Regions from separate parts of the Mus musculus genome. Here region 1 is linked to region 2. The links are chromatin loops, found by intact Hi-C in ENCODE. Cell type or tissue: gastrocnemius. All regions are shown on one strand. Each heading gives the region's core, and the rest is flanking DNA. Links, peaks and the distances in the headings are about the cores only.

Region 1 (15,437 bases), core at 4,239-12,238, 350 kb before region 2:
CTGCCTCTGCCTCTGCCTCTGCCTCCCCAGTGCAGGGATTAAAGGCGTGCGCCACCATGCCAGGCCCTTCTCTGCCCTTCTTATTTCTGGAATTACATGGCCACTTCACCTATTGTTGGTTCATCTCCTAGACTTTATTTAGGCAACCAACGTCCTTCTTCAAAAAGTGTGCCCTCTCTCCTAGATTTCCACCCTATCACCTCCCAGGATTCTAGAACCTATTCCACACATTATTTTTTTCCAGTGCTCTGTGCCCGAGAGTCAGGACCATCTTGTGTTGTTGCTTGGGTTCTTCTGGATTCAGGATGCTTTTATTCAGTTAGGATGACCGAGAACAAGATAAGTCACACAAGAGCCTACATCCCAGTTCTCCCTCCTGGTCTCAGTGTTGGTCCAATGTCAGTCTTCTGGTGGGCAGCTTCTTTCATGGCAACTTCCATCTCCTGGGTTGTCCTCTCTTCTTGCTAGGATCCCGTAGTTCAGTTACTGGTGGGAACAGAGGGGATCCTGGAAGGGACGCCTGCTGCCTGTGGAGATGGGAAACAGAGCGAGGGTATTTGACAGGTTCAATTTTCACACTTGCAGGTAGAGAAAAAACACCCAGAATCCATCCGTCCTGGGCTGCGATGTAGCTTGGGTGGTAGAGTGGGTACTTAGAGCTCAGGAAACCAGGGGCTTGGAAAGTGGAAGCAAGGTGATTGGAGGTTCAGTGTCAGCTTCAGCTACAGAGTGAGTTTGAGGCCATTCTCGGCCACATGAGACGTAGTCACAAAAACAAAACCAGTCAATCAGTACTGACTTAATGTCTGTTTGCCTGTCTGTTCTTTGTCTCTTTTATCTTGAGTGTTCTTTCTCTGTGTCCTTTAGCTTTCTTACTTGTGGAATGGGACCAGTGGTCACCTCTGTCCCTAGAAGCTCTGGTGAGAAGTGTCATGTGGAAGCTCCTCCTTGAGGCCTACATGATCTGCCGGTGTACCCTGGGAATGAGTTCCCAGTGTTGTCTGGGACATTTTCCTTTACATACAGCAGGGCACTACTTCCCTGCGGCCCCTCTCAGGGTCTCAGCATCTTTAAACAGTGCAGGAGAGCAGTTCAGACTTCTAGCACCACCCAAGTCCCTGGCTTCTGAGCTTTCTCTTCTGACTGCATCCCTCTCCTCTGCATCTGCTGGAGGCACTAGAGCACCTCCTCTGACAGGACCTGTAACCTCAGGCCTGGCCTGTCAGGCAGCCTTCCAGGTGGGTCTCTCCTCCCACCGCTGCGATACCTTGGTGAACTCACTCTTCAGGGCTTTGCAGGAGGCTTGGATGATTGGGAAAGGAGATGCAAAGAGAGCAGTTGGTTTACAGGGCCAGTACGCAGAGGGAGCTTGGGTCTAGAGTGGGGTGAGTGTGCTGTCACCACCTTGTACTGCCCTGGCTTTAGCAGTGAAAGTTCCAAGAGCTAATTTCAGTCCCAGGAAAACAAGGACATTTGGTCACTCTGTCTGGTGACTTCTGGTGTCTCCTGATTTCTATACCTGGAGCTGTGTTTTCAGTTTTAAACCCTCCTTGGGGCATCAGCTTCCTGCCGTGATATTTCTTGAGCCCCAACTTCTACCTCACCAAGACAGGGATACTCTTTTTTTTCTTTTCTTCCCTTTGTCCAATAATCTGCCTTGCCCAATAATGGCTATGAGTTGGGTCTATGGTTGGCAGGGCTGGGAGTTAAGAGTCCTAGGTTTGAACAGGGGAGAGATTTTGTGCTCAAACACATGGATCTGAGGGAGGAGGGGCAAGTCTAAGAAAAGAGGATCGACTAGAGCTCTGTGTCTGAGGGAGGAGGAGGTGGGCCTAGATTCCTGAGTCCCTGGTGCCCAGCCTCAGGCATCTTTCACATGGACGCCGGTGCCTGGCCAGGCCCTTGAAAGGGAAAGGCCCATCTGCCTCCTTGCCCCCCTCCCGTCACCATGACAACAGAGTAGAAATAAACTGAGCCCAGAGTGACGCCCAGAGTTCATCCCGTTCCCAGGGCACGTGTGGCCCCCCTCTTGCAGCCTAAATTTCCATGACTTCATGCTCTTGGCCCTTGTAGCTTCCTTCCCTCTTTCTCCAGATGGTTGAACTTGAAGGGGGTTAATTTTCATGAGGGCTCAGGAGTCGGGACCCAGCCCCCTCTCTCGACTCAGTGGTTCCAGCATCTAGCCAGTGTCATCAGGGATTGGGGCCAGCTTTCTCCTATGGCCCTGAGTACTGTGCTAGCTAGGGTGAGGCCTTCCTCTCCCCAAGTTTTCTGTTCTAAAGTGAGGAAGCGGGGGTGTAGTGTGGTGTTGGTGTTTGGGGGAAAGATGTTCTGAGGAAACCTGTGCACAGGAAAATTTGGGAAATATGCCCCTGGCCCACAACTGTGTCTCTGGGAGGTGCTGCATACGTATGATAATCTTATTTATTTATTTATTTATTTGTGCTCTGAATGGAAGTCAGGGCTAGGTGAGCGTTCTGACACTACCTACACTGGGGTGTGTCTGCTCAAAGTGCCCTGCCTTTTGGGAGACCATGTCTGGGTTCTGGGACTCCTCCATCTCAAGAATATGTTCAGCAATCACATGCAGGGATGGCAGCCCAACATGTTCCATGTCCACTTTTTTCATCCTGGCTTCTGGAACCTGCTCTTGTCTCCATGAACTCTTCATGCTCAGATGACCCAAACATGGAGTAACTAGGGTATTTTAAGCGGCGGGTGTCTGGAGGCCCCTGGGACTTACATTGAAGGCCATTAGCATTGCTTTTCACACCCTTCGCTGGCCCTGGGTCTCTGGGTCTGCCTTTGTAGAAAAGTCTCCTCGTTGGTCCTCTGGCTGGGTGAGATGAGAGCTGATGGGCTTGTTCCCATCCTTAGGCCTGCATAGATGAGAACCTGGAAGTCGTTCGCTTCCTGGTGGAGCAGGGTGCTACTGTGAACCAGGCAGACAACGAGGGCTGGACGCCTCTGCATGTGGCTGCCTCCTGTGGGTACCTGGACATTGCCAGGTGAGGCAAGGGTTGAAGGGCAGGGCTTGGGTTAGGTGTTGAGTCCAGGCCTGGCAGCTCTGACCTTTCATTGCCCCTAGGTACCTCCTGAGCCATGGGGCCAACATTGCTGCTGTCAACAGTGACGGGGACCTGCCTTTGGACCTGGCTGAGTCAGATGCCATGGAGGGGCTGCTGAAGGCAGAGATCACTCGCCGAGGTGGGCCTATGGGATTAAGAGCTTTGGAATTTGGGAGTCTGGACTCAAAGGTCTTGCCCATTTCCTTGGACTCTGGCTCTCTTTATGCCTCTGTTTCTTCCCCAGTAAAATGGGAGTGGAGGTGCCAGGGTTACCAAGGGTCTAGTGAGACACTACCAGACATAGAATAAGAGTACTAGCTGCTATGAGTGTGCCTGTTACCTCAGCCCCAAGGAACTGAGGGATTGAGGTACTGTGAGCAAATGCTTGTTCAGGAGTAAGGAGCAAGATGGCTAGACCCTACCATGAGTTAGGAGGGACTGGGACATATGGTGGATTCTGTCCTGAGCTCCCAACATCATTGTGTCCTGGTTTCTTTGAGTGGGAACTAGGAGCCCCTTGCATCTCCATGTCTGACCCTATCCATTTCCCTGGATGAGGTGCTTGTGTTCTTAACAGCAAGTTCTGAAAGAGGCTCGAGATCCCTGTCTGCCGACTTCCAAAGCTAGTGTCCAGTGTCCAGACCAGCTGTGGTGCTGCGTGCCTGTGATCCCAGCCTTGAGTAATAGTCATGCTCCCCTATGTAGTAAGCAAGTTCAAGGCCAGGCTGGGCTACATGAGATCCTGTCAGCACACAAACAAATCAGTATCCAGAGCCAGTTGGGTTGTAGCTGGGTGGATCTCAGCTCTTTAATGTAGAGCCTGGAAGGAAAGGAATTGGGAAGCAGGCTAGGTTGGGGATGTTGTGGAGCTTAGCAGGCTCTCCAGGAACGTAAGATGCCCTTGTACCCTGGTTTCAGTTCTACACTGGGGAGTGTCCAGTTAGGAGGTAAGAGGGGAGAGAGGACAAACAGATCATAGGAGGTGTAGTCTTGGCGTCCCTGTTCTTGCATGTTACCACCTAAGGTGGGAAGACATGGGTTTAACATCTTGCCATATTGAGTTTCAGATGGCTATGAGTTAATTGGGGATGCTTGGTAGCCAGTCGGCACCAAGAGATGGAGGCCAGAGGTTAGAAGCCTCACTGGGTTATAGTGGAGCAGCAGCAGTGGTTGAGCCAAGCTCCCACTCCTTTTCCTAACTTTATTTTGGTACAACTTCAAACACAGAAAAGTTGCCTCAGTACTATGACTTACCTTAGACCCTTTCCTGGCTTTATCACAGAATTTGTTAAATTACATGTTCGGGTTTTCTGTCTGCAAATATGTCTGTCCCCTATGCATGTCCGAGGCATCAGACCCTTTTGCAATTGTAGTTATAGACGGTTGTGAATCACACTGGGTGCTGAGAATTGAACCTGGAACTTCGGGAAGAGCATCCTGTGCTCATAACTGCTGACCTGTCTCTAGCCCTATTTATCTTTGAGACAGGGTCTTGCTATGTAGGCTGGTCTGGTACTCACTATGTAGATCAGGTTGACCTTGAATTTGGAGCAATCCTGGTGCAGCCTCCTGAGTACTTGAATTATACACGCATGCCAGTACTCCAGCTGCTGTTTTAAAAGTCTTTTTTATTAGGTTTATTTAATTTATCATTAATGGGAAAGCTTACGCTTTGTGAAGGTCAGAGGACAACTTACAGGAGTGGGAGTCCTCTCCTTCCACCATGTGGGTCCTAATGATGGAGCTCAAGGTTGTCAGGCTTGGTGGCAAGCACCTTTACCTGCTGAGCCAGCCTGCCAGCCCACCAGTGGTTTTACAACAATGCAGCTTTGAGGCTATAATCAACACACCCAACAGTTCACCCAGAGTGCTCAGTTTGTGGTTGTGCTGTAATGCACGGAGTTGTAGAGTCAATACCACATTCATTTCAAAGCATTTTTAAAGTCACCCTCAAAAGAAATCCTGTAATTTTTAGTCCCCTTTCCCATCCTGTCTCTTAAGGCCTCTGCCTTCAGGAATCTGTTACGGACATTTCAGAGATGAAACTGCAGTCTAAACAGACGCCCTTTACTGCTTTGTCCTGCTCTCTTCCCTCCATACACATAGGCATCAATATCTTTCTTGTTTTTCCCTTTTCAGCCTGCCCTCCTCCCTTCCACTCCATAGCTCTTTGAGACTATGTTGCTGATATTGTAGACTCTGCCCAGATAATGGAGAGTACCTCCTTCTTCAGGCCCTGCTGCTCAGCCCTCTCCAACAAGGAGGCAGGAGCAGCCTGGGGCCTTCACCCTCAGAGCCTCAAGGTAGCTTGTGCTGAGGCCTGAGTTTCTCCCACAGAGAGGCTTCAGTGAAGGTGAGCCCATTGGTTTTGCCTTCTTCCTGCTGGTGCTGATACATTTCTCAGATTCTATTCTGCCAGGCCTGATGAATAGTGAGTTCAAGGTCTGTCAAAGCCAACTTGGGCAACTTAATAAATAAATGAAGAGCTGGATGTCTAGAAAGAAAGAAGGAAAGAAAGAAAGGCAGGCAGGCAGGCAGGCTGGCTCAGTCCCTGACACCACTTTCGGCTTTGCCAGAGGATCAAGTTCAGCTCACAGCACTGTATCTGGGCTCACTGTAGCTTCAGCATCTGGAGGGAACTTGTACTTCTGATCTCTTCTAATACCAGATTCTGCCCATGCATAGATACACAGTTACACACAATGAAGAATAATAAAAACAAAATAAAAACAAGCAGAGGGGAAGTGGAAGCTCCTGAGTAGTAGAGCGCTTACTGAGTGTGGGCAGTCCAGTCCCCAGCACCACAGCCCAGCAAAATACGCATCCCAACATCCAGACCCGTAATGCTTATTATCTTATTAGTTACTTTAGTTAACTGACCTAGACTGTTGTGGAATTTAATGTGTAGACTAGTGTGGTCTTGAGATTCTCCTGCCTCAGCCTTTTGAGTGCTGGGGTTGTAGCAGTGAGCCACCATGCCTGGTTCTCTTTTTTACATTTTGTGGTGTTTGCAGTGAGAAAGTCCCGTGCAGGCATATTTACAGTATTTTAGGGCTTGGGTGTGGCTTAGTCCAGCCTGTGGCACTTGGCCTAGTTTGTGGATTCCTTCCTCAGAATCAGGGAGAGTAGGAACTCAATCAAGGGATGGATAAGCAAAATGTGGTCTATACAGATAGGGAAGGAGGAGACTGACTCATCTAATAGCTTGGATGAACCTTACAGGCTCAACTGAAGTAAGCTAGCCACACAGAGACAAGTGTGCAGTTCTCATTTACATGAGATACTGAGAATAATTACACTAGTAGAGCTCCCAAATTCATGGAGGCAGAGCATCAAGTGTGGTGTCCAGGTGCTGATAACACTAGGAGTAGAACTGGCTGTGGTGCCTTTAATCCTGTCACATCTCTGTAGTCCCAGCTCTCAGGAGGCAGAGGCAGGCGGATCTTTGAGTTTGAGGCCAGCCTTATCTGCATGGTGAGTTCCAGGACAGCAAGTGCTACACAGAGAGACCCTGACTCAATAAGCTAAACAAACAAGGGGTTGGGGGAGTTGGCTAGATGTCTCAGTGGGTAGAAGTGCTTGCTGTCAAGCTTGACAACTGAGTTTGATCCCGGGGACCCACATGGTGGAAGCAGAGAACTGACCTGTGATTCCCACACATATACCCAAATAAATGAATGTAATAAAAATGTGGTAGGATAGAGTTACCGTTAGAGTGACTGTTTAATGTGTGTAGAAATTTAGTTCTTCCTATGCCTGTAAGTACATGTATGTGTGCACCTATGTTTGGAGGCCAGAGGTCAAAGTGACCCTCAGCCGTACTCTTTGAGTTTTGAGACAGGGTTGCTCAGTAGCTTAGAGCTTGTTTGGCTCCCGTCTGCCTTCCCGTGCTGGGATTGCAAGTGGCCCACTGTGCCTGGCATTTTACGTTGTCCATCTGCCTCCCCGTGCTGGGATTGCAAGTGGCCCACCGTGCCTGGTGTTTTACATTGGTGCTGGGATTGAGCTCAGGCTCTCATGCTCGTGTGGTGCATGTTTTACAAACTGAGCCACCTTTCCAAGCCCAGTGTGTCAGTCTTTGGAGATGGATCTCAAATGGCAGCAGCTGCTTTGGCGGGCGTCACGTCAGGTATGTTCTCTCATTGAGGTGCTTAGCAAGGCTTCTAGCAGTGTAGTCTGCTGCGCAACTGGAACACAGTAGCCCCACCTCAGTGAGCCGCTTCTCTGTGATGCTCTGGCACATGCATTCATGTCAGACGCAGAGCCCGCCTGTCACTATGCAGGAGGACTTGTCACCCTGTGACCAGGCTTTGAGCAGAGTCACTCAGAAGCCATAGGGGGAGGGACGTCAGGATGTGGTTACCGAAGGAGGAAGAGTGGGTACTGCCAGGTCCTAGCAGTTCTGTTGTGGCTCAGGCTGCAGGGTCAGGCCTCCGCAAAACTCCTCTGGGGGACAGGATAGGAAGGGGACTGAAGTGCTTTTTGGGAAAGGTGAAGCCATCTCCTTTGACAGCTAGGGAGGACAGGACTGAATCCCACAGACAGGCACACACAATGGTCTGTGGGAGTTGTAGGTGCCAGCTTGAGTAACAGGAAGGCTGTGCCTGGAGGGAGTGCTCATGCGGGACTTGAACATGCTTGATGCTGCGGACCTGAGTTTCTGACCTGGCGTTTGTACTTGTAGGTGGTGTAAGTGCACAGGAATATTGCACAGTGTTTATTGTTGGTAAGGGAAAGGTTGGTGCTGCCACTGGACAGCGGGTGGTGCCTGATTTATAAGCAAGTGATCCCAGCAGGGGTCAGCTGACTTACCAGTGAAGGGGTGGACAGTACATATTTCAGGCCTTACAGGGCATACAGTCCCTATTATAATGACTTTACCATCTGCTATAGAGGGAAATGAGCCAAGGACAAGATGAGAAAAACCAGATGTGGCTGGATGCCATTAAAGCTTTATTTTCAGGCCGGTGAGATGGTTCAGTGGGTGACGGCACTTGACATTAGCCTGACTGCTGACTTCAGTCCCTAGGATCTACTTGGTTGGTACTTTTACCAAGTAGAAGTGACTCCTGCAAGCTGTCGCCTGACTTTACGCATGTGCTTGAGTGCACATATACATTCACACAATAAAATATATGTAATAACATTTTTTCTTACAGCAAATTCAGTGCGCGTGCACACACACACACACACACACACACACACACACACACATGTGCGCACACCCTTCATTTCATGACTAGGAATGTAAGTAAGTCAGTAGTAGAGGGGTTAGCTGCACACACTAAGGTCCTGAGTTCGAATTCTCAGCAACCATGTAGACAAGCCCAGCCAGTACCTGAAATCCTAGCAAGTTGTTGGGAGGCAGGCACAGAAGGATCCCTGTGGTTTGTAAGCCTGTCTGTCGGGCTAGCTGAATCAGTGAGGGATCCACTCACGACAAGGTAGAGGGGCTGGTGGCTTAATGGTTGAGTTCTTGCTGGTCTTCCAGTTCAGTTCCTAGCACCCACATGGGCACCTCTAACTCCAGTTCTAGAGGGACTTGACACCCTCTTCTAACCTTCGGTGGCGCCAGGCACACATGTATATAGACATACCCACAAACAGCACACATATTGTGTTACATATAGAAATCCTAATTAACAAGCCAGCCCAAAACAGCCTATACAAGAAAAACTGTGAATAACACACATAAGCAGCTCTAGCTGTGTGGAAAGCACAGGACACCCTTAAGTGTGCACAGGAATACTGGGTAGTGGTTGAAGAAAAGCAAATGTACGCCGCCCTTCCCCTTCCCTGCCACAGTCTGATAGAACTGTTCGGTGACTCCCTTTAAGGAAGCAGGAGTCTGGAGGAAGAGGGCGGTCCTGGCTTTCCCTGCTCTATTCTCTGTGACTGCACTGCAGATGGACGTTAGCCATACATTCTTCAACTCTGCCACTACAAGGGAAGTCCTAGTTGGCCAGGAGACACAAGGAGCCAGGATCCAACTGCTACCAGGTAGCTAGCGCCTAGCTACAGCTGGTGTCTGAGTGGAGTTGGTCTTGGTTTAGGATGAAAAAGAAGATCCCTAACAAACCTTGGGGATTGTTTTTTTATAACTTTGTGGTGGCAGAAGTATACAGTGTATCTGTTGAGGAAGCAGCTGCTCAACCTTGGTTGTAAGGGAGTGGAGTGAAGCTGGAAAGTTCAGCCCACTGTATTTCTGGGCTGAACTTGGAGCCTTATGTTTCCAGGCAGGCATCCTGCCACTGGACTAAACTCTGATCCCTGGTGTTTTGAGGCAGGATCTTGCTTTGTTAGTTCTAGTTGGCCTTGAACTAGTGAGTCTCTGCAGTTTACCCCCTTGTGTAGGTTTTTGTCTCGGTTTGAGCCTAGCCTTTAGCAGCTGAATCATCTCTTTAGCCCCTTGGTGTTTAGCCAGGTTCTGCCTTAAGGTCTTTGCCAGTGATACCCACTGGAGATCCTGAGTGAACCACAAATGTAGTTTGAGGTTTCTAAGTCATAGGCTGGGCATGTGGCTTAGTTGGTAAAATGCTTACCAGCTACGCATGGCCCTTAGCTTGATCCTCAGCACCATGTAAGCTAGTGTGGAAGTGCAAGCCTGTGATCCCTGGCCCGGGAGGTGCAGGCCGGTAGATAAGATGCTTATCCTCTGCTGGGTAGTGAGTCTGAGGCTCCCCTGGGAAGTAGAAAACTGTCATACACACACAGAACAAAAACAACAATAGCCAAGTTTTAAATTGGGTGCATTTAAAACAGTGAGGGGAACTGGGGCGATGGCTCAGCTAATAAGATGTTAGGTGCATGACTCTAACGGCCCAAGTTCCCATGAGCTGGTGGCACTCGTGCAGTTGTCTTCTCTCTTTTCTTTCCTCTCTCTGTCTCTCTCTCTCTGTCTCTCTCTTTCTATTTTTTTGAGACAGGGTTTCTCTGTGTACCTCTAGCTATCCTGGAAATCACTCTGTAGATCACGCTAGCCTTGAACTCAGAAATCCGCCTGCCTCTGCCTCCTGAGTGCTGGGATTAAAGGCGTGCGACACCTCGCCTGGCTGGTGCACAGTTGGACTTGCAGTGTCTAAAGCGATGGCAGAATTGTCAGGAAGCTCCCTTATGTGAAGGCACTGGACTGTGGATTGCGATGGGAGGGATGGGAGGGATGGGAAGACTTAGATGTGTCAGGTGCTGGGTTTGCCTGGGAAACTTGAGGTTTCATATTTAAAATCAAAAAACAGGTATGGGTCAAGACCTGTGGTTTCCATTCTTTAAGACCCTTGGTGGTTCCCAGGTCTGCAGAGAGCACAATTGGGAAGTCCTGCATTAGTTCAGGCCTTCTGGTCCAAGCAGAGAACTGGATGAGAGGACTCGTTGAGTCACAGGGCCAAGCTGCGACCATGAAACTGTCATGGGGGTTTCCAGGACCACCTTGTATGAGTTCACCAGTCATCGCCTCATTCCTCCAGGTGTGGATGTCGAGGCAGCCAAGCGGGCTGAAGAAGAATTGCTGCTTCATGACACAAGGTGCTGGCTGAATGGGGGTGCTATGCCAGAGGCCAGGCACCCCCGGACTGGGGCCTCTGCCCTGCATGTGGCTGCTGCCAAGGGCTACATCGAGGTGATGAGGTGAGCTAGGCCAGAGTGATTGTTTTGTGTCTCTGCTGTTGCCTCAGCACTTGAATCCAATCTGTCCAAGGCTGCAGAACTGACAAGAAACTGCAGCACACCACCAGAAGGTTTTTGGTGTGTTTCTCTATGGAGTCCCAATAAACGCAGCTCAACTACACATTGTAAGGCGGATCAATTCATGCCTGTGTTAGCAAAGAGTCCTCCATCACGTGTCCTTAGAACATCGTCTCTCCTGTGTCTGCCTCAGCCAAACGGTCCTTCACGAATCTGCCTTAGCCTTTCACGCCTGTGTCCACTTTAACAAAGTGTTTCTTCATGTGTTTGCCCCAGCAAAATACCTCCCAACCAACTTTCCAAAGAACCCTCAAGTTTCCATCAACCCATTGTGACTTTCTCACCTGTCATGGCATCTACATCCCAAGTCAGTCAGAAACAGAGGCAAAGAAAGCAAATGTGAACATTTGCTTTTCAGGAGAACATTCCAGAAGTGTGTGAACCTCTTAATGCCTGTGTTCCGTTTACCCAGTTCTCATCATTGACTAAGTTTGTTTTCACATGACCCTGCGTCTGGCTAATGATTGTATGGTGTGTGTCTGTGTGTGTGCGCGTGCGTGCATGTCTGTGGGCACTTGTTATGTGTGAGTGTACATTCACGTGTGTGTGGAGGCCCTAGGTTGATGGTGTATTTTTTTCTAGTTGCAACTGTCTCTGGCAGAACCCTGAGCTTGCCATTTTGGCAACTTTAGCTAGCCCTCTCCCTCTGAGGGTTTTTTTTTGTCCCTTCCTCTGCCTGCTGGAATTACAGATGGACTGCCATGTCCACTCAGTTTTTAAATACATGCTAGTGAGCAGTATGCCTGTCTTCGTGCGTAAACGCTTTGCCCACTGAGCCATCTCCCTAGTTTGTGAGGCTGTTAGTAGAGAACGTGTATTGGTTGTGGACGACTTCATTCTCCTATCACAGAACCTAAGCACTGGGGCTTAGGAGTGTCCATGGGCTGTGGGTGCGGACATGAGTGTATTCGTACCTAGAGTCTCCCTGTGAGGGGCTGAGGGTGCCTGAGTGGGAAGCACTTGCCTAGCATGTGGTTCCGAGTCCTTGTCCCAGCCCTGGGCAAGAACTGAGTGATTACAACTTGTGTTTGCTCATTTGGCTTTCTCAGTCAGTACCTCATGTTGATCAAGGAGAGCTTCAATTCATCAGTCTTTAAGCTCTGATTTCTCTCCTTTGTGTCCCTCTGGGATTCACAGTGAGAGCCGCCATGCCCTATCTCCCTCCCCTGTAATTTCTTCTTTCTTTTTTAGTTGAGATAAGGTCTTGCTGAAAAATCCTGACTAGCCTGGTACTTGATATATAGTTGTCCTGCCTCAGCCTCTTAGTGATGGGATTGCAGTGATGACGAATCTTGTGATTTTGTGATAACCTCTTTGTGTAGGTTTGTATTTACACTCATCTGTTCACTAAATTTGTTGTCATTATTTTTAGCTATATTAAAAGTCTTACTGTTACTCTCATTAAAAGTAGAGGTAAATATTTACTTAATGTCTGTTAGGTGCTGGCCTCTTGGGCTGATCTCACACTGCCCATCCTCGTAGCCTTACTGGCATTTCAGGTATGAACCATAGCCATAGCCACCATAGCTAATGACAGACATGTGATGGACTGGGTCATTCTATTCTGATGGCTGTCCTGTCCACTGAAAGCTCACCAGGTGCTAGCACACCACTGACTCAGTTGTTGGACATTGCCACAAGTGTTTCGGGTGTAGCAGTATCCAGTTGAAAACCTTGGCTTCTAGACTAGTGAGATGGCTCAGTAGGTAAAAGTGCTTGCCACATAAGGGCCTGGTGACTTGCATTCATCCTGGCGCCATGGTGGAAGGAAAAGACCAATCCGTGACTATTGTCCTCTGATCTTCCTCCGTGCTGTGGCACTTATGCTCACATCACACACAGTGCACACACACAGTAACAGTAAATAAAACTTTAAGTTTATAAGAAGAAATCCTTGGCCTTGGGAAGATATAAACAGCATGTAATAGGCAAAGAAACTGCTAGGTGAGGAAGTGCTGATGGATTAGGGTGCATGACTGGGTAACATGCTGCAGGCTCCTACGATATGAACCAGGAGAGGAACACAGCTAGTACTGATGTGGGCAATAGCATGTAGGAATTTAGCAAGAAGCCCAACATGCCCTGGGATGGAAGCAGGGGTATCTTGGGAAATGAGAGGGAGGAAGTCTCAGCCCAGACAGGACCTAGTGCTTTGCAGTCTATCAGGCATCTATCAGGCATCTCTGTCTCCCCATGCTTGTGGCCTTGCTCACTCACACAGGACCTCATTCTACTTCTTTCAAAAGAGACCTTGCCCTATGATGAGTTTGGAGAGCTCCCTGGTTGTTACTTTCTGAAAGGTCATTGGCTGAGCCAGGCTCTTTCAACTCTAGCATTCTGGTGCTTTGGATCTAGTCTGTGGTGGAGCTGTGCTGTATGTTGGAGGAGGTTGAGCAGCCTCTTCAGCCTCGACCCACTGATGCTACCTGTCTCTATCTGTAAGTTAGGGTTCCAGTGATGATGTTTCCAGAGAGAGATAGAGAGAGGGAGAGAGAGAGAGAGAGAGAGAGAGTGTGTGTGTGTGTGTGTGTGTGTGTGTGTGTGTGTGTGTGTGTGTTAGTCTGGGTCTGTATGTGCTGCTTGACACTGTTGAGATCCAGTATTCTAAAACAGGTGGGTTCTAGAATTACACAGGCCCTTCGTGGGTCACATCCTCTTAGGCTTGGGTTAGTGGGGGAGTCTTGCACTTCTCTCATCACCCCTCACCACTGCTCTGAACCCTTTAACACGGGGATTCAAAGAGTGGGATCCCTGCGCGCTGTGAGGGACTTCCTGTGGGCTTGAATTGTAGCTGCTGGTTCGAGGGAGGGCTCAGTTGTGCAAGGAAGCTGGGGAAGGGCTGGTTGCCGGCAAATCCTTTCTTGTGTCGATCAGTAGTACTGTGGCCACAGAACAAAATTTGAAATCAGCCGTTGCCCTCACTTGACCCTTGACCCCAGACTCCCTGTCCCTTGGAGTAGGTTGCTACTCCAAGCTGGCTATGACACAGAGCTCCGGGATGGAGATGGCTGGACACCCTTGCATGCAGCAGCCCACTGGGGTGTGGAGGATGCCTGCCGTCTGCTGGCTGAGCATGGCGGGGGCATGGATTCGCTGACCCACGCGGTAAGGACCATGTCAGGAGGTGGGCAGGGAGGGGAGCAGGACTCACATCAGCATCATCTATCTCCTTCCCCTACTCAGGGGCAGCGTCCCTGTGACCTGGCTGACGAGGACGTGATGAACCTTTTGGAGGAACTGGCTCAGAAACAGGAGGACGTGAGTCTCGACTCTAGTTTGCCTCTTTACTTGGCAGCTCTGAGGAGGTAACAGTAACTGGGATGGCTGGCGTTCTTTGTCCCTTGATACCCTCAGTCCTGGGACCTTCTGTTCCCCACCTGGTGGCCCAGCTCTGGTTGAAGTCTATGAAAGGGGGCACCTCTGGGTATATTGAGGAGGTGAGGCTGTGTTTCCTGTCTGCTTGGTGAGGAGAGAGCTGTGACATAGGTTGGGCCTATCCTCCTGTTGTCTCTAGTGAAGGGATGGTGGATGCAGGTCCCAGGCAGATGGCATGGGCTGGAATTTCAGTATTTAGTGAGGTTGCCCAGACATTGTGGGAGCCAGCCAGAAGACCCACTGGGAATATTCTGCAGAGATGAGTGCTGTGCCGTACTGAGATGCAAGGAGGGCATGGGGCAAGCGGCATTCTGTTAAGAAGACATGGGTTTATGTATGGCAGCAGATTGCATTTAGTCTGGGAAGGTGGCTGCTGTCATTGAGCGGAGAGCTTGTGTGTGATAACCAAAAAAAGGAGACAAAGAGTCCCCTCCCCTGCGAACAGTTAACCAGCATCCTAGATGTGCTGAAGAGTAGAGAGGAGGTCTGAGCAACCTGCTAGCCTCTGGGAAGTAGAAGAATCCCTCTGGGAATAAGATTGGAGGCCAGTGACAATTGAATCAGACCAAGCCTGGGAGAGCTTGCATAAGCCCCAGATATGGTATGCTGCTAGGAGACTGAGTTCTCATGTTAGCACAACTCTGCATAAAGTGTGGCTAGCCCAGTTATGCATGATGGCCCTGGAGGTAAGGAGGTGGCACAGAGATGGGGAAGCTAGGAAATCCAGGAGGAATTGTACCCTCTGGCCTTCCCCAGTTGTCCCCTTCCATCCTTACAGCTTCGGAACCAAAAGGAAGGCTCCCAGGGCCGAGGCCAGGAGTCACAGGTCCCTTCAAGTAGTAAGCACAGAAGGTAAGAAGTGGCTGGCTTGGGGTGGGTGCGACTCATCACCAGACTTGGACAGTGACATTGTCCGTTCCCTAGGAGCTCCGTGTGCCGTTTGAGCAGCCGAGAGAAGATCTCCTTGCAGGATCTATCAAAGGAGCGCCGGCCTGGTGGGGCAGGAGGGCCTCCTATTGGAGATGAGGATGAGGGAGGTGAAGCGTCAGCTGGTAGGGTCTGAGGAAGGACTGCTGGGCCTGGATTCGTGGGACTCCAAAATATCAGAGGCAGCTGACATTTCCTTTGACATTCCCTTTCTGTTCCTGTACCACAGAGCACCCAGCTGTGGAACCAAGAGCCCTCAATGGTGTGTCTTCCCCTGTGTCCTCCAACCCTAAGAGCCCTGTGGTGAGTCTGATTGCTGATGTGAGG
Region 2 (15,437 bases), core at 3,786-11,785:
CTTCTTCAATGTGTACAGAGCGCAGGGTGCTTGAATGTGTAGTTGGTCCTAGACCTGCACCCTGGGTATTAAGTGGACAGTCTCCCTGTCTTCGAGGATGGGCATTGGCAATCACGTGTTGTTCCTCTATAACTAATGCTAACTGAAGTTATTTTTTATTAGCCTAGATGGGTAGCACTCCAAAAGTAATTTTTTTTGGTACCTACCCCCTAGAAATGCTCAAATATTTTTTGTTGGGATGACCCACACAGTATAATGGTCATGTGTAGTGAGAATTCTGGAATTTTTGTTAAAAAAAAAAACCAGAAATATTATAAGAATGTCCTTCCATCTTAATCCCAGGCATAGAGATGTGAGGATGCTTCAGATTTTCTTCAGCAGCTGACTATGATTTACCTTGAGCTCTAGCAGAAGTGTGCTTTTGCCAGCTGCGACTTTGTAAATTTGGGATTCTGGAAACTTTTCAGAGGTTACATAAACATGAGCCCTGAGAGAAGTGGTCTGCAATTGTTGGTCACTTAGGAAGGTCGGTCGCAGTGTGCTAGTAGCCATGGTCAAAGAAAAAAAGAAGAGTGGGGCAGTGGTGGCCCATGCCTTTAATCCCAGCACTTGGGAGGCAGAGGCAGGCAGATTTTTGAGTTCGAGGCCAGCCTGCCCTATAGAGCAAGTTCCAGGACAGCCAGGGCTACACAGAGAAACCCTGTCTCCAAAAACCAAAAGAAGAAGGAGGAGGAGGAGGAGGAGGAGGAGGAGGAGGAGGAGGAGGAGGAGGAGGAGGAGGAGGAGGAGAAGGAGAAGAAACATTTGCCTGACAAATTCAGAAGAGGATGCTCACAGCCATCCAGTGGACTGAGCACAGGGTCCCCAATGGAGGAGCTAGAGAAAGGACCCAAGGAGCTGAAGGGATTTGCAGCCCCATAGGAAGAATAAAAATATGAACTAACCAGTACCCCCAGAGCTCCCAGGGACTAAACCACCAACCAAATAGTACACAAGGAGGGACTCAAGGCTTCAGCTGTATATGAGCAGAGGATGGCCTTGTCTGTCATCAGTGAGAGGAGAGGCCCTTGGCCTTGTGAAGGCTGCATGCATGCCCCAGTGTAGGGAAGCAGGAGTTGGGTGGGTTAGTGAGCAGGAGGAGGGGGAATGGGATAGGGAATTTTTTGGTGGGGAAATGAGGAAAGGGGATAAAAATTGAATTGCAAATAAAGAAAATATCTAATTAAAAAATAAAGAAATTAGTGTTAGGGGATGAAGTGGATTGGGAGAGGGTGATAAAGAGTGAAAAAACAACCACAAAGTAGCAAAGATCAGGTACAGTTATGGGCGTGTTAAACTAAGTATGTCACTGAGTTCAGCAGGAGGGACCTTGAGAACCTCCCAGTCTGCTTCCTCATTTGTTAACTGGGAATAATAGTTCTTCCATAGCCCTGTTTTATGAGAGCATTCTGTGGCTGACTATGTAGGATAGGGATACAGAGTTGGGGCTCCCGGATGAGGCAGCTCTGATATGCCTATGTCCCCACAGATGCCGGTAATGAAGCAGCTGGGCCCTGCACAACCCAAGAAGCGGCTGGATCGCGGAGCACTCTCGATCTCAGCACCCCTCGGAGACTTCAGGCACACATTGCACGTGGGACGCGGTGGCGACGCCTTCGGGGACACCTCATTCCTGAGTCGCCACGGGGGCGGTCCGCCTCCCGAGCCTGGAGCCCCACCGGTTGTGGCCCCACATTCTGTCGCTCCACCTGCAGCCCCACAGCCCCCTGTGGCTGTGCCTTCACCTGCGGACCCGCTGCTGTCTTTCCACCTGGACCTGGGCCCCTCTATGCTGGACGCGGTGTTAGGCGTCATGGACGCGGAGCGCAGCGAGACAACAGCCACCAAGCCCGATGGGGATGCCCACCCTAGAGTGCAGCACCCCAAGACCCGCTGCTGCTCAAATGCTGACCTCCAGCTGGACGACGTCATCGGTCTGTAGTGTCATAATTCCCTCAACCCCTCCCTCCCAGCACTCCACTTTTGTACACATAAATGGCTGAGGTTTGTGCCATGGACTGTCTATTCACTTTACGCGGGAAAGGGTACAGAAGCAGTAGGGTGGTGCCACTTCTAGTTGGGGTGCCACCAACTAGAAGTCAAGTTGTCAGTGATGCTCCTTTAAGAGTTTGAATACGTATTCATGTAATGCCCCTCCCCAAAGGCGGAGTCTCTACCACAGTCCTATTCATCCCTCAAACCTTGACCGATCCTCACTACCACCTGGATAAAGTCCAACACCCGTGACAGCTGCTATCTGGCATAAAGAGTCACAGTCGCCTGGCCATCCACTTCCCTCCAGGTGCACTCTGACTGGGCGGCGCTTCCCTGCAAAGGGAAGCGGTTGGCGAGCCTTTGGAGCCACGAGGGTGTGGTTCCCGTGGGAAGGGCTTCAGGTCCCACCAACTGTGTGTCGCCCTGCGGGAGGCTGTTGCGTTACAAATCTGGGCACAAAGTTCAGCCTGAGACGTCCAGATATTTTAACATCTAGAGGTGCAGGACTGCCCGAACCTATATCGGGAGGGGGGTGAAGCAAAATTCTCAAAGGTTTTCAGAGGGGAGGAACAATTAGAATTAGTCTCTGGGTTTGTTTTGGGACGGGGCTATCTTAGGTCCCTAGAGGGATAAGACCAATTTAAATTAACCGAACCAGAGGTAGAGTAAGGGTTTTTATAGTTTCCAAAAGGGTGGGTCGTATATTTCAAACGTTAGGCTGGTGACAGGAGTAAAACCCGACCTCTACAAGGAGGCACAGGAGAAACCATTTCACCATGGTTGAGTCCAGGATAAGACCAATGAGGGGCGGAGCATGTGTAAAACAATCAGGTGGAGTGAGGCCAAGGTAAAGGGGTGAGGCTCCCAGGAAAGACATTTATAAATAACTTGACAGAGGCAGAACCAGGAGTCACTTTATTCGTTATGAGGTGTGGCATGTAAGATAATCAATTGCATGGGAGCTGGCTACAAACTTTAAAGACGGTTGGGGGCGGGGCCAAGACCGCTGAGTCCCACTCCTCTCCTCCCAACGAAGCTGCGGTGTTCAGGTAAATCAGTTGCTGCCCTGCCAGGCTCCCTAGAGGTCTCGAGAGGCTGAGCAGATGCAAAGTATCTGGAGGCGGCCGGAGGGGTTGTCTAAGCCCTACCCCCACCCAGGCTGCGGAGTATATGTAAATCGGATGCGGAGAAGCCTTTCTTGGGGCCCTGACAGCGGTGGGGCACTTGTCAAGTATTTGCTAAACTGTCTCGCTAAAGTCCCCAAAGGGAGAAGTTGTATGGAATAAGACGTGACTCCCTGGATGTCCAGAGAGAAGCTTGACGCACACATAAATTGGCTGGTTGGGCGGGGCCAGGCTCTTTAAGACTCCCTGAGGGGCTGGACATATGTAAATCATTTCAGGCGGGGCAAGAGGGGGTTCCCAGTGGCTTACAAACCCGGTACGCGTAAATAAACTGGACTTGAAATTAGAGCTCCAGAGCCCGTGTTACATTCTGACGCCCTGCCTGGTCCTTTGGCCTCCTTCCACCTGAGGCGGGAGGGGTTCCTGGCGTCACAGTTGGAGATCAACGCTGCAGACAGAGACCGCTTAGTGCGTGAAGGCCCATGGAGGCCTCGGCCGATTCCTCTGAGGCCCCCGCGGTCTGCCGCTTCTTCCTAGAGGGCCGCTGTCGCTTCGGTGCGCGCTGCCGTCAGCCACATCCCGGGGCCCCGGCGCCGTCCCCGGTGGTTACGCAACCGGAGGCTGGGTCCAAGAAGCCGGCTCTGCGTACTGCTGCTGACGTCATCCGACGCATCCGCTGGGACCCGCGCCTGGACCCTGCTGACTTTTCGGTGGGCTACACCGACCGCTTCCTGGGAGTGCAGGAAGAGCCATTCTGCGCCTTCTGCTGGGACGAGCCGCTGGCAGCGCTCGGACCTGGCGTGTTGGCAGTGCCGCAGCACCGCATACGCTACTTCCGCTTCCGCGGCCGCCTGGTATGGGACCGTGCCTCCCGTACTGACCTCATTTTTGGATCGGGCTCTGTGGCTGGTCGGGGACCCACTATCCTTGATGCGCTGGACGGCGGGGACGAGCATTGGACAGAGGTCACGGCAGAAATTCCCGACACAGAGAAAACAGGGGTGGGTTTAGAGGGTCTGGATACCCAGGATGCCCTTGCAGAGGCGGGTGGAAACCCGACCGGAACAGGTCTTGATTCGGGCCTGGAGACACACGAAGAGGGTGGGGCAATCAAAGAGACCAGAACTGGGCTTGATTCCAGCCTGGAGACACCTGAAGTGGATGGGCCAACCAAAGAGACCGGGCTGAATGGGACCACTGAGTTAGAAATGCCAGACCCAAGCATGAACTTCTCAGGAGTGAAGATCAGCTCAGTAGAGGAGCCCAGAGCTACATTGCTTCCACAGTGGCAGGCGCAGGGCATGGAAACGAAAGGGCTTTCTGCTGAAGAGATGGGAAATGTGTGGGATCCAGGTGTTTGGCCTGACGACAGAAGGGCCCCTCGCCAGCCCCGGCCCACACATTTTGTGGCACTGATGGTGACAGAGTCTGGGCTTAGGGCTGAGGTGGTCAAGGCCCAAGAGCATCTGGTCCGGATTGCCCCTTCTTGTGCTGAGTTCCTGGTACCAGCACAGGCCCTGCACTTGACAGTGGTCTTGCTAAGGCTGACAGGCCCTGGGGAGGAGGCTGCAGCAGCTAGAGCTCTTCGGAGAGCCATCTTGAAACCAGGGCTTCAGGCACCCTCCCAGCTACAGTTCAGGGACTTGGTTCTTCTGGGCCATCATGTGCTCTGTGCCACACCCTCCCCCACACTGACAGGTATGGCCCAAACACTGAATCAGAGGCTAGAGGCCGAAGGGCTTAGAGTGGTGCTGCTGCCAGAACTACAACCGCACCTCACCCTGGCTAAGGTACCACATGGAACCCAGGTCTGCCTCCCTAAGCCTGAGTACACCCTGAACCAGGAGCTAGGAAGGCAGCCCCTAAGTAAACTCTGGCTTTGCCGCATGGGTAGAGCAGGGCATAGCTATCTTCCCTTGGTAGAAATTTCCCTGAAATGACCGAGGTTTCATATTTCGGATAAAACAGGCCAAGCAGAAACAGGTTCTCGCTCTCTCTCTTTAATTTTGGTTTCAAGCTTCCAAAATGTACTGTACTCAATGCTCAAGGAGAATGAAGGAAGGGAGGGGAGAGGGAGGGAGGGAGGCAGGGAGGCATCTGGGAAAAAGCAGCCTGACAGTCCAGCTGTTTGCAACCTCATAGCACATCCTCCAGTTACATGGCAGAAGGGGGAGGGGTAAAAAGAAAAGGGGAGAAGGAAGAAAAGTAACTTAAATAAACACACACACAGAGAAAAGAGAAGGAAACATGACGTGAGTTGGTGATCCATGAAGGCAGAGGGGAGGAAAGAAGGGAGGGTAACCATTTTACCTGTGTTGAACCAGGGAGTGGGAAGGGAAGAGGCAGGAGGGAAAGAAAAAAAAAAAATCAGAAGAAACATTGGGGCAGAGGGAGGAAGGGACACGGAGACAACTTAATACAACTTGAGTAAGACGAGGCAGCCCGGCCGGCATGGTCCCGCGAAGGCCTTGGAGTCCTCAGTGCGGTGTGGCGCTGGTCTGGTTGTGTCGGTGGTGCTGGCTGGAGTTTCTGGGGTGAGGAGCTGAAGGTGGGGCATAGTCTTTAAGTGGCTTCCCTCACCCCAAACACTGAGGCCCCAACGGCTGGGCAGCAAGAGTCTATGAAGAGGCAGCCGAGGCAATGGGTGTGGCCGGCTGGTGCCCCACTGCAGCGGGTGCGGCCTGGACAGCCTGTCTTCTTTCTGCTGGCCCCAGCGTGGGATGGGCCGACGCAGAGTCAGGCGCTGGACTACGAGCTCGAGAGAGAGAGAGAAAACACTGAGACAGCGTTAGTGGAGGTGACAGGTGCACACAGAACCTGTAGCCCCGCCCCACCCTGCTCCACTATACACTCCCAATTATCCCCTCTGAGACAAAAAATAAAAATGTAGAAAAAAATCTCTGTACAGGTCCCCGGTGGGAAACGGGGGCAGGGATGCTGGCTCTTCCTGGAGCCTACTCCCCACAAATTTTTACAACCCATGTCCATGGCTCAAAAAATGTGAAAAGGCGGCGCTGGGCCACAGCCCTGCTCCCGCCCGTGCTCGATGGGTGCTTAGAAGGCTGGCAGCTGCGCCAGGCTGAGGCGGCAGTCCACGCTGGAGTTGTCCGGGCCCGTGTAGGACAGGCCCAAGGGCTCTAGGAAGGCCCGGCAGGCGGCCTCGCCCTCGAAGGCCAACTCGGCCTGCAGGTAGGAGACGGGCAGCGCAGGGCGGAAGCTATGGAGACAAGAGGAGAAAATGATGAGGCAAACAGACAAGGGAGGGCCCAAGAACAAGGAGCAATGCTCCCCATCTGGGCTTGTATTTTCCTCAGCAAGGAACCTGCTGGCTTCTGCAGCCCCTCCCGACCTCCCCATTTTCAGGGGCTTGGGGGGGCAAGGGATGGGGTTGGTAGCCCCAGTGCCCAGCTGTGCCCCCCCTCGCCCACACTTACCTGTTCAGGAAGGAGGGGGCAGGAGGGAAAGGGCCCAGCTTGGCTCCTCTGCTGACTGAGGAGCTGGAGCCAGACAGAGTAAGTGGTACATGGGCTCAGAGGGTAGGGACAATGGCGCCCCCCTACCCCCCCTTCCCCCCCGGATGTTTGCACAGAGTGTTACACTCAGCAGTGCCTTCTGGTTGTTACTCAGATGCCCTAATAGTGTACATGTACCGCTAATTTTGAGGACCCTCTCCTGAAGACCACTTTAAGCCTTACCAAGTATCTGGAACCCAGGCACCCTATGGCCCTGGGACAGAACAGCCTGCCTCTGATATCTGAGGGATCTGTCTGCTGTGCTCAGCTCACAGCAAAGGTGCTGTTAGAGTGAGGCCAACACAGGCCAGAGCTTGAAAGCTGCCCACAGAGTGGCTTTCTGGATTACAAAAGGCTGAGTAGCCTCATGTCCATTCATTTTAGCTAGTCAATCTGGAGTCACAGCCCCACCTCCCTTGGGTTGGACTGACTTAGAAAATTCTCAAACAGGTTTCTTGACCCCTAAGTTGCAGATCCCACTATAATGGAACCACTAATGACAAAACACTGCTGCGCAGCCTGACAGTCAAGGCTCCTCAAGACTATCGACAGAGCTCTTGACCAGCATTTTTTAACCTTGGCAAGACTGGCACACACTGCTGTGGGGCCTTTTGCTGCACAGCGTTCCTGGTCTCTACCACTACCACTAGATGGCAGCAGCATCCAGGAGCAAAATCTGAGGACAAGGTTGTGGTGGTGTTGGGAATCCTCCTCATATGGGCAAGCCTCGTGCAGTCTGATGCCCAAGGGCCTTGGTACCACAGGTTCCCAACCCAAAACTTCTGATAGTCAAAAATGGAATGGGCACAAGGTCTCATCTCAAGAGACTGCTAGCAATATGAATCAAGTCACCCTTTCTAGTATGTCAGGAAGAAGAGCAGCACGTAGCTGCAAGCAAAGGCCCTGAGAAGGGGGAAGATAAAGCAGGTTCCAAACTGATGTGAACAGAAAGGAGGCAGGGAGGGAAAGGACATGATGCCAGGAGTGGTGAGGCCAGAACAGTGGGAGGAAACCTGCAACTGCAGGTGGCCGATGAGGAAAGCAATGAGGGCTAGGGCTATGAACAGGGGACTGGGAGGGGACTCCAGCAGAGGAGCTGAAGGCTGACCAGGATGCGGAGGGGACGTGGCAGAGCCACGGCACAGAAGGCAGCAGAGTGCAGTGCCACATACGTTTTGATCATGGCCTTGAGGGCGGCCTTGCGCTCCCGGTCTGCAAACTTGTCCACAAGGTAGCCAGACATGCAAGGTGCATGGCAATAGAGCCTGAAGAAGCGGTGGTAGTTGCCCAGGGCCCAGGCTGCCCTCAGTGCCAACGCGTGGGCCACGCAGGGGTCTGCCTTCATCTCCCTTGTGAGGTATGCCAGTTCCGTAGTGATGTCTGCACAGGAGATAACTGGAGGTCAGGTGGCAGGGTGGCACCTTGGGCATGGCCCCTCCATCTTGGGGATGGGCCTCTCACCTCCAGAGTTCTTGGTGAAGATGTAGTAGAGGATTCGGTATGCAGTAAATTCACCCACATTGCCTGCTAAGTTTTCCGCGTACAGTGACTTAAGCTGTGTTTGGCACTGGTTGAATTCTTCATGGTCACCCTGAGGGTAAGGCATGGAAGGAGGGTGTGAGGCACAGGCAAGTACAAGTGATTTCAAGAAAGGAGTGGGAGGAAACCACCAAGCTTCCTACCTTCTCCAAGGCAATGCGGGCATGGGTCTCATACACCTCCACAGTGAACTCCGTCCGGATGCCTTGCACCTGGGCAGTAGAAAAGAGCAGAGTCAGGGAGAGGAGAGCAGGAAGAGGCCTGACATCAGCACCCTCTCAGCGCTGCCTTACTGTCAGGTCCTGCCGAATGGACTTCATCTGCTCACAGGCAAAGGCATAGTCCTGCTTCTCCTTCCAGTGGGACTTGACCATGCACAGAGACTTCTTCAAAACCTTCAGGGAAGAGAATCAAAGCTGAGTGGCCAGACAGCTGACAGGCCAAAGCCACTGTGCCCCACTCAACCAGAGCAGCACCAAAGCCAGTATCAGTGACTCACCACTATGAACAAACAAAATCAAACCAACACACAGCAGGTGTGAGTGCTCCAAGTCTCCCTGGCTCTAGGGCCCCACACATAAGTCTCCCTTAACTTTGCTGGTCATAAGGGAGATTGTGACCAGGCTATGCCCCAGATGTGAAGGGCCTGCATGCTAGGATTTTTCTCAGCCAGAGCTACCACTTCCTTCACCCAACATGTTCCATGTGCCCGATCTTATGTTATGCCCAACACATTCTGGGGGCAGACACACAATGCCTGGGACTTACAGCCACAGGTCGCACAGTTGACGGGTCTGGGGCGCAGGTGAGCCGCAGATAGTGCTTTGTAATGTCAGGACAGGTGCCCACAATCTGCAGCTCCTGCCAGTCAGGGTCAGCTCCACTGCTCTCCAGGTTACTCATCTGTAGCACCAAAGGTTCAAGGCGCAGGCGACGTGAGTGCCCATGTTGGAAGCGGGCTGCCCTCTTTTGCTTCTTAAGCTCACGCTCTGGGTCCTCGCACTCCAGTGCTGCCATCTTCTTGCGGCTACGTTTGGTGGGAGCTAGGTCATGTCTGGGGAGAAAGGGTAAAAAAGAAAGTCAATGTCTTTAGCCACTCTGAAGGCCATCTCCCCCACCTGTGAGACCCAATACCACCCACCCATGCCTAGGAAGAAATCACACCCTAAGCACCTCACCTCTTTCCACGCTGCGCCCTGCCCCGACCTCGATCCATGTGGGCCCCTCGACCACCCCGACCCTTGGGGGGTGGGTTCCTGCGGCCTACAGGGTGGCACTCATTCCCTGAGTAGGAGCTGTCAGAGTCTGAATGGGAGTCACTGCACAGGAAAGAGAAGTCAGGCCTGAAGCACAAGGGTCAGGCTCCACGCAGTTCCCCCCCAGCGCCCTTCCAGCCCAAGCCTGCACACCTTCTCCGAAAGTGTCTCGTGGGAGACCTGGATGAGGAGCGGGAGCGTGAATCCGTGCTGGAGGAAGAGCTGTTATCCTTCATGAAGACGTTGCGGTTGCCGAACTTGGTGAAGCTGCTACCCCGAGCTCGGCCAGCACCCCCAGCCCCAGGTGTCCCTCGCTGGGATTGGGCACCCCCGCCCCTGGTCACCGAGCCTGCCCCCCTGGAAGGGTGAAGGCTGCTAGGGGCCTCCCACCGCTTCTTCTTGGGGCTCTCAGCCACAGGCTCCCTGGTCAGCCTGAGGATATAGTAGGGCAGGGCATTACCAACCAGCCACCAACCTGCAGTTCTGCAGACCCCACCCCATGGCCCAGGGCCACCAAACCTGAGAAAGCAGAGGCACTTACCCCGGCAACTCAGCCACTGTGGTGCAGGAAAGGGACCAAGCCCAAGATTGTCTGTGTCCAGGGGATGCTCTTAGCCATCAAGCCACCCATACCTCCCTAGTAATCCCTTCCCACTTCCCAAAACCCATCCTTGGTCACTCCTGGCCTCCTGCCCACCCCATGGGGACCTGAGATACAGGTGTCAGCTTTTGGGACCACTTGTCTCTGAACCTGCTAGTTTTGAGATCCATGTCCCCAGCCCATATCTGTTTCACAGTGTCACCCAGACTGACCCAGGCAGAGGCTCTCGGCTCCAGTCGATGGTGTAGGCAGAGCCATCCTGGAGCCGGGCCTGTAGCACCTCCTTGAGCAGTTTCTCTGTCCGGTCCTTGTCCTCTTCTGACTCGCAGGCGGTGAAACACCGTTCCACATATTCCTTCATATCCTGAGGCCAATCATCTGGCTTCCCAGACAGGTTTCCCCGGCCAGAAGGTCCACTGTGGGGTGGGGGATAGACGAAGGCACTCAGGTGGGAGGACCCACACGTGTCAGCAGAACTCCCTCTGTGATCTGAGAAGGCAGCCTTGTTCTGTACATTTCCCCACTCCCTTCACCCCACGAAGCACTAAGAGTGGTGTCTAAAGAGGCCCTGGAGCACAGAGCACGGGCGTGCGGGTCAGGGTAACAGTCACCTGCGGTTCTGAGTGTTCTCCGAGTTGGGCTGGGGCCCAAAGCTGCTGTGTTGGCCCTCTGAATTGGAGCTGAAGCTCTGGCTGGTGACAGCAAAGGGCCGCTTCTGGATGTTAAATTTTAGACCCCCAGTCCCAGGGGCTGCTGTGGGAGGATAGCAGAGACAGGAGTTAGGCCCTTCCCCAGACAGTTAAATAGGCTAAGCTCTGGAACAAGTTCCTAACATGAGCATACCTGTTCTAGAACAATCTTCCCCTAGACTAGGGCACATAACACCCGGACAAAGGACTAGCAACCCTGTGTGGCTCACAGCCAAGCTCCAACCCTCTGACTTCCCCACAGATACACTAACTTACGTTTCATGCGGGTCCATAACTGCTGACCCTTCTTAGGTTTGGCAGGCTCGCTGTAGCTGTGTGGCCCATATGCCTGCCCTGTAGGAGCCCCGGCCTGACTGTGCTGAGTGCTTGGGGCTGTCCCAGGCTGAGGGCCGTTGCTTAGACTATGTGTCCCATGTTGTGAGTTTGAGGGCTGAGGGGGCTGAGCTGCAGGTAGCTGCTGAGGGGAAGCCTGGTAGGCCATACTCTCATCCATGCCAGGGACTGGAGGCTGCAAGAAGAAGCAGAGGATGAAAGAAGCAGGCAGCATCCTGGTGCTGAGTCACATGGTATTCAGTCTTTATAGTCATCTTCTTTAGCACTCAGTGCTACAACATTTTGTGGGTTGCCATAATGTGTGCTCAGTGACTCCCTGGGGTATGTATTTTCACTAGCAGCTCATTTCACAACTGAGAAGATTAAGCCTCAAGGGACTGAACAACTTTCCACAGCCCAGCTGTCAAGGAGCAGCTACCAGCAATGCCAACACTGGGTTGTGACTCTACCACACTGATGACACATCTACTAAGGTTCCCTCTCTTGAGCACATCAACACACAGGACAACACATCTGCCCAATCCCTATGAGAAGATTGCATCCTCTCGATTCTTAAGAGCCACCAAGGTATGGTAGTCATGTGACTCAAGAGGTCCACAGAAGAGGCAAAGCACGGATTCAAACCTAGGTCAATGTACTTCCCACGATCTGGGCTCTTCCACTCCTCTAGGCTGTGCCAGATGCAAAGGCAGCACGTTGGGTAGGTACAGGTGTGCATGCACCATCTGCTGTGTATGTGTATGTGGGGGGGGGGGAGGGGGAGGAAGCAGGGGAGGACTTCCTCCTGAATACAGGCTGAGTGCACATGCTGGAGGAAAAGGGAGAAGACAGACCGCCAAACTACAAACTATCCCCACTATCTTCCCAGTACTACAGCCCCCTGGCCTTGCCCAGCCTCAAGCCCATTCATCCTACTTTTAAAAGCTAAGCTTTTAAATTAGGAGCCTCTTGGCAAGAAAGAACAAAGAGGAAGGGAGGGGGCAGCTTTGAAATCATGCAGACTAATGGTTCTAAGTCCTCTCGAGACCCAGGCTCTCTCCCAGCTGACCAGGAGCAGCGAGGCACAGCATTACCTGGTTCAGAGTCCCTTGGTGCTGGGGAGCCGATGGCTGCTGGGCTGTAGCTGAGCCGTAGGAGCTGGCCATCCCATACTGGGAGGGGGAGCCATAGCTCTGGTACATGCTCTGCCAAGGCACAGGGGGAGCCAGAGTTAGTGGAGGCTGCTCATCATGCCTTTGGCCTCCCTTGGAACTGTGTACAACTCCAGAGGCTTTGGGCCCCAGGCCCTTTTTTCCACCACACAATGAAGTAATCATGTATTCTCATAAATGAATGAATGAATGAAAGAAAAAGTAGTAATCACAAACAAAAATCTCTTCATTCCACTTATATCATACCCAGAGTTCTTCTTAATAGGTAGTGAGAAACACTAAGTGCCAACACTTTTAAATGCTATGATAAAGTGATAGGGGCAACAGCTCATCCCTTTAATCACAGGACTTGGGCATGGGGCAGAGGCAGGTAGATTTCTGTGGAATTTTGAATAAGCCTGATCTATACAGTGAGTTCCAAGCCAACCAGAACTACATAGTGAAACATTGTCTTAAAAAATCAACAACACCTCCCAAACAACAACAACACAAACAAACAAACAAAAAAGACAAGCTAGTTGTGGTGGTGTACATTCAGGCAACTGAGGCAGAAGAGAAGCCTAAAGTCAACTTGGGCTATATAGAGAACCGTGACTCAAAAAGAAAAGCAAAAACCCAGATTTTAATAAAGTCTACACACAGCTATGGGGTAAGTAGGTAATGTACTCCAGTAAGTACCATGAACGAATACAAGGAAGAGAAAAGGAAAAGCAGGATGACGACTTAAAAGGCAATGGGAGGCTCTCTTGAAGGTGTTCGCTGGGCAGCAAGGAACCTTGAAGTGAGCTGCAGAGAGCAAAGCATAGGGGACTAGGACATGCTAATGTCCTGGGGTCTGGAGGCAGTGGAAATGTCAGCATCAACAGTGGAAAGGACCAGAATGGATATGCCAGATCTTATGAGACCTAAGCAGGAATCTGGCAGTTTTGTCAGGGGCTGCTGTCTGTCTTCACCCCAACCAACCATTTGCCCACCCTGACAGAAGGCTCCCACCCTGCAGCCAGGTCCTCACCATGGGGTAGTAGTAGCTATACGGATAGGCATAGTTGTACTGCTGGTACCACTGGTAGTATTGTTGCTGCTGCTGCTGCAAAGCAGAGGCTTCTGCCTGAGAGACGTACTGCAGAAAAAGGAGTGTCCATCAGTACCAGCCACAGGAGCCCATGGGCACTACACTACCAAGAGGGTAGGCCTTCACTGCAGAGCAACTGCAGAAGGGTGCAGACTCTGTACAGTAAGACTAGACATCTTAAAAGATGGGGACGATCATCCTTAAGATCACTCAGGCCCAGGTTGACCCAAAGGAGTTAACTTTCCCCCTTCATTACATTTAGTTAACAGGAAAACATGCTTACAGCCCCCCTATGGCACTCCCCTCTATGGAAGCCAGCATCCTTCCCACCCTTCTCTCGGCAACGGCCCCAGCCCAGCACTGTAGTTCCCAAATCCTCCATGCCATTCTCACTTGTGCACTGGCCACAGGACCACTGCTGCTGGCTTTGGAACTGCTGGTAGCCCCTGCTTTGCTGATGCTGGCCAGGGCCTGGCGGGCCTTCTCCCACTCTGGGTTCTCGTGCATAGGAGTCTCCATGCCATTTTCTCTGCTGTTCCCAGTCACCATGCTGTACTGAGAAGACCTGCAACAACGAAGCACAGTTATGGTCTCCCCTATCTATACACAGGTAGACAAAGTTGGGGAAAAGTAAACCCAAGGCTTGCATTCTAGAGCTAAACTCCCTACTCACCACAGCCCAAGCTGAAGGTGGCACATAGCATGTGCCAAGCAAACAGAAAGCTAACCAGTATGTACATAATTCTATACATGACCTACGACTTTAGGAGAACTCAGGTTTTTTACAAGCCAGTGAATTCTGACATGGCCAACAATGAAAAAAAAATTTAAAAAAAGAAAAGGGAAGGATCAGAAAGATATTAAGAGGGGGCTGGAGAGGTGGCTCAGTGCTTAAGAACATTTAGCAGTCTTGCAGATATCACTAAGCTCTGTTCCCAGCACCCATGTCGGATGGCTCAGAGCCACCTCTAACTCCAGCTCCAAGGGATCTGAGGCTTCTTCTGACCTTGACGAACATGGGTGACACACACTCACTCACACCCACATAAGCTCACATACATTAAAGGAAAGCTCAAAGGGGAAGCTTGCCCCTCCATCCTAGCCCCCACAATGAGCATTTTTCCCCCAAGCTGTGCAAGGACCCGTTGTGTCTTGTTCCTCTTGCAATGGGCTGTGTTCCCTTAGCCCTACTAACCAGTCTGCAGCACGCTGATCACCCACGTTGGCCGCCATCTGGACCTTGGGGTGTAGGGAATAGACCTCGGGAGCCAGGCTGCTTTTTAAATGTCTATAAGAAAAGAGATCAATTAGCCCCAAGAGAAGATAGGCTAGAAAGAGAGGGTATCTCATAGAAGGGAACACTGGCAAAGAATGGAAAGGAAAGCAAGTGTGGTGGCTCATGACCATAATGCCAGCAATCTTTTGGGAGTTCCAATACCCATCTGGGCTACAAGTTACAGTCCTGTCTCAAAAACAAACAGCTTAAAGAATCAGAATCAGTTCCTAGTGTGGAGTGAAGAGACCTGAGCATGAAAGGAAACACCTCCCTTGGAGGCCGAGACTAGCCTGTAGGATATGAAAATGAAAGACAAAGAAGCTGAGACTTGCATTACGAGTGTGGCTGTGAGGGAGACCTGACTCAAGTGGTGGATGCAGAAACCTCAGTCCTGGATAGGAAATCTAAAGATACTTCTACTACAGCAAGAGGAAGGCTCTCCAGTGACTGAAGTACTAGCTACAAAGAAGTTTGGGGAGAGGGAAGCCTTTGGGGATACTCTGAGGAGGAAGGAATTGAGACTGGGAGAACACTGGAGAATAGAGCAAAGTTTTCAAAGAAAAAGGTAAAGTATGGATATCCCGCTGAGCAGCCAGGTGAAGGTGCAGGAGACTCCTTCCTGTGAAGTCACTGCCTGGCAGCACCTACCAGACTCAGATCAATTACAGTCTCCAGACTTGTATGGGATGTTCCTAGGAGTGGGAGTTGGTTTGGGAGCAAACAAGTGGCAATTACTCAAGTAAGGTGTCTGCAGATAACAGAGGCCCACAACATTCTTAAACTATTAGGGGTGGGGTGGATAGTACCATAAGAAATAGGATGGGTTGAG

Evidence for each region. A loop is a pair of places that touch in the nucleus more often than their neighbours do. Peaks named below come from ENCODE experiments on the same cell type or tissue, not always from the same donor. Only the 100,000 strongest peaks of a DNase experiment are listed, where the experiment ranks them.
Region 1: a loop joins it to region 2, with 2.7 times the contacts of the local background. A loop is called at or near these places in 7 of 42 quality-filtered maps.

The regions. Positions count from the first base shown.
Region 1 is chr7:4,484,987-4,500,423 of GRCm38, reverse strand. Ppp1r12c (protein phosphatase 1, regulatory subunit 12C) reads left to right here. Exons shown (of 22, transcript NM_029834.3): 2 at 2,878-3,008; 3 at 3,089-3,207; 4 at 10,532-10,691; 5 at 13,769-13,913; 6 at 13,992-14,066; 7 at 14,962-15,035; 8 at 15,108-15,235; 9 at 15,340-15,413. Among named protein-coding and RNA genes, the nearest start is that of Ppp1r12c, 9.0 kb to the left of the region's middle. In gastrocnemius, for the core only: no CTCF peak of the experiment used is centred there; DNase peaks (open chromatin) are centred at 7,007 and 7,820; H3K4me3 peaks cover 1,612 bases; H3K27ac peaks cover 5,335 bases.
Region 2 is chr7:4,137,879-4,153,315 of GRCm38, reverse strand. Leng8 (leukocyte receptor cluster (LRC) member 8) reads right to left here. Exons shown (of 16, transcript NM_001374609.1): 2 at 14,528-14,620; 3 at 13,726-13,897; 4 at 13,273-13,380; 5 at 12,183-12,293; 6 at 11,032-11,284; 7 at 10,678-10,819; 8 at 10,279-10,482; 9 at 9,619-9,897; 10 at 9,388-9,528; 11 at 8,978-9,263; 12 at 8,503-8,604; 13 at 8,353-8,421; 14 at 8,132-8,261; 15 at 7,843-8,050; 1 more. The coding sequence starts at 14,565. The coding sequence ends at 6,213. Leng9 (leukocyte receptor cluster (LRC) member 9) reads left to right here and starts at 3,444. Exons shown (of 1, transcript NM_175529.3): 1 at 3,444-5,133. The coding sequence starts at 3,641. The coding sequence ends at 5,098. It overlaps Cdc42ep5 (CDC42 effector protein (Rho GTPase binding) 5), which reads left to right. Exons shown (of 3, transcript NM_021454.4): 3 at 1,529-2,056. The coding sequence starts at 1,529. The coding sequence ends at 1,981. In gastrocnemius, for the core only: a CTCF peak has its summit at 7,320 (motif pointing right); DNase peaks (open chromatin) are centred at 6,526, 7,322, 9,839, 10,128 and 7 more places; H3K4me3 peaks cover 1,765 bases; H3K27ac peaks cover 1,833 bases.